2 separate regions of the Homo sapiens genome follow, and region 1 is linked to region 2. Evidence: read pairs that join two places in POLR2A ChIA-PET (ENCODE). Cell type or tissue: endothelial cell of umbilical vein. All regions are shown on one strand.

Region 1 (2,500 bases), 320 kb after region 2:
GGTGGTCCAACTATTCTGTATGCTACTGGAGTGGGAGATACACCACATGGATTTTCAAAATCCAGAGAAGTGTCCAACACAAAGAGTAAACTTTAAACCATGAACTTTAGGAAACAGTAATGCATCAATATTGGTGCATTAATTGTAACAAATGTACCATGTTGTACACTATGCAAGCTCATAATAGGAGAAAGTGTATGAGAGTGAGAAAGTGTAGGGGAACTCTGTATTTTCTGCATACTTTTTCTCTTAATTAAATCTCATCTAAGAAATAAATCTATTAAGTTAAAAAAAATGTGAGGTGTAACATAAAGTCCAGAAAAAGAAGTCTGGTTTAATTTTAAAAGGCACTTGTATACTATGCCATACAATATGCCCAGGAAGAAAATAAAGAAAATATTGTTATATGTGGCAGTATTATCTACAAGACATATCTTAATTTTTTTTTTCTTTTTTTGGCAGAGTCTCGCTCTGTTGCCCAGGCTGGAGTGCAGCGGCACAATCTCAGCTCATTGCAACCACCACCTCCTGGGTTCAAGCGATTCTCCTGACTGTAGCTGGGATTACAGGCACCCGCCACCACGCCCAGCTAATTTTTGTATCTTTAGTAGCGACAGGATTTCACCATGTTGGCCTGGCTAGTCTGGAACTCTTGACCTCAGGTGATCCTCCCACCTCAGCCTCCCAAAGTGCTGGAATTACACGCATGAGCCACCATGCCTGGCCTATCTTAAAGAATTAATACAGAATAGTATCTAAGTGGGATCTCACTTGTATGGAATATTCAGAGGTCTGAGCTTGTGATTACCAAGGAAGTTTGTGGAAGGCCCATGGAAATTATTAACATCTTCAGTGGTAATCTGCGGGAATTCCAGACAAGGGCGAGGATCAGACCTTCAGTTTACACAGTATTTGAAATTCCTATCATGAATAAAACAAAAGGCCGAGGTCTGTACTGTTTTAAATTCTTATCATAAGTACGTATTACTTTCATTTTTGAAAAGACAAACAAAATGACCGCCCTGGAGTCACACAGACTGGAGTGTGAATTCCAGCAACTGAATTCCAGAGTTGAAATGCAGCAGCCATCGTGGGGCTAAGGACAGCCTTCACTACGCTCTAAAGATGGCACAGCACAAATATGGAAAGAACCTGAATCCATGTCCACACTGAGCCACACAGCCCACCCAGAAGCCAGTTACCTCCTAAATTCTTCAGTGGGAAGGTGAACATTCTATAATAATTGTTTAGCTAACTTTCAGTTCAAAATTAACTTACTTGTAGCTGAAAGTGTCCTAAGGAAGACAGCAGCTCAGAGAGGCCTTGTGCGCATGGAAGGAAAGAGGAATGGGTGTTCAAGATACAGCCACTTCCTTGACCCTCTCCCCAAGAAGAAGGGAAGCCCAGCCCTTTGCGGGTGTCATGGGGTAAAGCCCCAAACTGAGGTTCAGCCTGGGAGGCTACGTCGGTTCTTGGCTTCACCCAGGAAGGAATTCAAGAGCCAGCCAACAGAGTAAAGTGAAAGCAAGTTTATTAGGGTGGATCACTTGAGGCCAGGAGTTCAAGAGCTGCCTGGCCAACATGGTTAAACTCCATCTCTACTAAAAATACAAAAATTAGCCAGGCCTGGTGGTGCACACCTGTAGTCCTAGCTACTCGGGAGGCTGAGGCTGAGGCAGGAGAATCGCTTGAACCCAGAGGCTGAGGTTGCAGTGAGCGAGATTGTGCCACTTGCACTCCAGCCTGCAAGACTCCGTCTCAACAACAACAACAACAACAAAATGATGAAGGCAGACCAAAGGTTTGCACCACCATATTTGCACAGAGGCTCAGAGGCACAGCTTAGGGGGGAAAGAGAGGAAGTCCTCTTCATCCAGCCCCTCGTGAGGATGAGCTGCATCTGGAGTCGAAGAGGTAAGTGGGGCCTGTCTTCCATTCCTAAGGCCGTGGTGTCCCCTGCCTGAGCCCCACCCTTCCCACCTTCTCCATCTCTGTCCTTTCTGGAAGCTTCCGCCCTGCTGTCCAGGTTGGCCCGAGCGCCCGAAGATGAAGAAGGGTGGGGGATGCGCAGGGACGGTCCTGTCGGTGAGGGTGGGACTGTCCTCGGGGCCTTGGGAGCCCTCCCCCGCCCCGCCCCGCCCCGCCCCACGGCGACTCCTCCCTCCCGAATCCCCTCAGGCTCCGAGGGTCCCGGCTTGGAGCGAAATGCCCACCAGGAGGCGTCGGGTCCTGTCACGGGCCGCGCCGCCCAGGACCACGCCTGGCCCGGGACCCACGCCAGTCCGGGGACACACACCTAGCCGCAAACCAGACCGCGGGATCAGCCGCAAGCCACCCTCTCCAGCGCCGCCCTGCACCGCAGATCAGGGTAGGAGATTAGAGTAGGAACGCGGAGGGGTGGGGGAGGGGTGGGCGAGGGGTGGGGGAGGGGTGGGGTGGGCGGAGGGGCCTATCTGCTCCCAGTCCCTATGACACAGGGACTAAGAGTACCTAAAGCCCT
Region 2 (2,500 bases):
GGCTTCCCTGGTCTCTGACATGAACTTGTTCTGACTCCCCTTGTAGAGGCCCAGGAATGTGTCCTGCCTTGTCCACAGGGGAAGGCCTCCACCCTGCTCAGCCTGCCTGGCAGAAATGTCCCCCAGCCCTCCTGGAGCCTTAGCCCCCTGAATGTGCCCCACAGCAGACAGCTATCAGATTCCTCCACAGGTGTTCACTCTGTGGCCGGGCAAGTCAGCCAATTTAAACCGTATATGTTTGCCTGTGTGTATATGTTTATGTGCGTGTGCTTTGGGATGTATGTTTGCCTGTGTGTCGATGTGCATGTGTGTGCGTATTATGTATGTGTGTGTGTGTTTGCTGATGTGTGTGTGTTTGTGATTGCATATGTTTGTATGTGTGCATGTGTGTGTGTGAGTGTGCATGTGTCAGCTTTGCCGTCTTTCCTTCAACCTCTGGCTGCTGCAGATGGTGGAGTGAGCTGAAGATGCTAGAGTGAGCTGAGGCTGGTGGAGTAAGCTGAGGCTGATGGAGTGAGCTGAGGATGCTGGAGTGAGCTGAGGATGCTGGAGTGAGCTGAGGATGCTGGAGTGAGCTGAGGATGGTGGGGTAAGCTGAGGATGGTGGAGTAAGCTGAGGCTGGTGGAATGAGCTGAGGATGCTGGAGTGAGCTGAGGATGCTGGGGTGAGCTGAGGATGGTGGAGTGAGCTGAGGATGCTGGAGTGAGCTAAGGATGGTGGAGTGAGCTGAGGCTGGTGGAATGAGCTGAGGCTGTTGGAGTGAGCTGAGGATGCTGGAGTGAGCTGAGGATGGTGGAGTGAGCTGAGGATGGTGGAGTGAGCTGAGGCTGTTGGAGTGAGCTGAGGATGCTGGGGTGAGCTGAGGATGGTGGGGTGAGCTGAGGATGGTGGAGTGAGCTGAGGCTGTTGGAATGAGCTGAGGATGCTGGGGTGAGCTGAGGATGGTGGGGTGAGCTGAGGATGGTGGAGTGAGCTGAGGATGGTGGGGTGAGCTGAGGATGGTGGAGTGAGCTGAGGATGGTGGAGTGAGCTGAGGCTGTTGGAATGAGCTGAGGATGCTGGGGTGAGCTGAGGATGGTGGGGTGAGCTGAGGATGGTGGAGTGAGCTGAGGATGGTGGGGTGAGCTGAGGATGGTGGGGTGAGCTGAGGATGGTGGGGTGAGCTGAGGATGGTGGAGTGAGCTGAGGATGGTGGGGTGAGCTGAGGATGGTGGAGTGGGCTGAGGATGGTGGGGTGAGCTGAGCATGGTGGAGTGGGCTGAGGATGGTGGAGTGAGCTGCCCTGCTAGACACTCCTTATCTGCTCCCAGCACACAACATCCTGTTTCTGGTTTCCATCTCGGTCAGTGGGGCTGCAGGGCAGATGCTGCTCAGATCTGTCTTTGGAGTTATTCCACTTTTTGTCTTGAACTTTCTGGTTGTGTTTCATTTTTCATTAATGCATTTTAGAACTTCGGTCCTTTTAAAACTCTGCATTTGTTATAATTAGCTGTTCTTGTCATATAGTTTTATTCCTTTATCTTTTTTTGAACATTTTATACACCCTTATTTCAATGTTCCTTTTAGATCACTCTATTCTCTTTACTCTCTGGGCTTTGAATCTCCTTGTTTCTTGTATCTGCTGCCTCTCTTTGGGATACCTGGGAGTTTTTCCTCTGACCTCGTCTTCAGTAGGAAATGATTTTCCATGAGAATCCTGGTTCCCCTGGATGAGGACGGTGTCTCCTGGGGAGAATGTCCTGTTTGGTTTTGCTGGAGCCTGGCAGGTTCTCTCAGTTGCAGATGGGTGTAATGTTAGCTCCTCAGCTCAGAGTTTCTGCACCAGCTCACCGCAGACTTGGGCCCTGGTTTCCCACAGATGCCCAGGGCAGGGGGCCTTCCTCTGTGCTAGGTGCTGCTCCGTGGTATTTGTTCCACGAGTCTGCAAACATTGTTTTGAAGTCAGTTTGTAACATCTGCCTAGTAAACAAAAGTAACACTTGTGTCTCCTGGAAAAATGGACTGTCACCACCCCCTTCTCTTCTTCATCCCAGTCCTCAGGGAGGCCCCTGAGCCACTGATGTCTGAGGCCACCAAGGCAGGAAGACCCTGGGGAGAGGGTAAATGGGAGATGCCTCTCAGCCCCTGTGCCTGCTGTCCCCTGGGCCCCAGGGTAGAGCTTCTGCAGACTTTGTTCCTTCCCATTTCTGAGACAGCCTGAGCTGGGGCCACCCTCCCCTTCATGGAGTCCCAGCTGTCAAACAAACACCTCCAGGGCCATCTGTTCTCTGAGCAAGAGTTTTCCTCCTGGGATGCCCCCACCCACCCACAGAAGCAGGGATATAGGGAAGGAAGGACCAGGATTTCTGGTTGCAATAATTGTATCCGTGAGTTTGAGACTCCCAGGTTACCTTTGGACTTATGAGCTGAACTGCTGGGCATTCTGGCCTGGATGTCCCTAGAGCCCCAGAACCTCCACAAGGATCATGAGCAGGGGGTCACTGCCCCAGAACCATGAGG

The links. ChIA-PET counts read pairs that join two places held together with the same protein. Peaks named below come from ENCODE experiments on the same cell type or tissue, not always from the same donor. Only the 100,000 strongest peaks of a DNase experiment are listed, where the experiment ranks them.
Region 1: POLR2A ChIA-PET joins it to region 2 with 5 read pairs; 2 of 35 experiments call an interaction of 5 or more read pairs at or near these places.

The regions. Positions count from the first base shown.
Region 1 is chr10:46,539,174-46,541,673 of GRCh38, forward strand. It overlaps LOC124902419 (a long non-coding RNA gene), which reads left to right. Exons shown (of 2, transcript XR_007062138.1): 1 at 1-1,914; 2 at 2,179-2,500. Among named protein-coding and RNA genes, the nearest start is that of GPRIN2, 16 kb to the right of the region's middle. RefSeq lists an enhancer at 1,750-2,380. In endothelial cell of umbilical vein, no CTCF peak of the experiment used is centred here; a DNase peak (open chromatin) is centred at 1,028; H3K4me3 peaks cover 238 bases.
Region 2 is chr10:46,217,785-46,220,284 of GRCh38, forward strand. It overlaps the pseudogene ANTXRLP1. Among named protein-coding and RNA genes, the nearest start is that of ANTXRL, 68 kb to the right of the region's middle. In endothelial cell of umbilical vein, no CTCF peak of the experiment used is centred here; no DNase peak of the experiment used is centred here.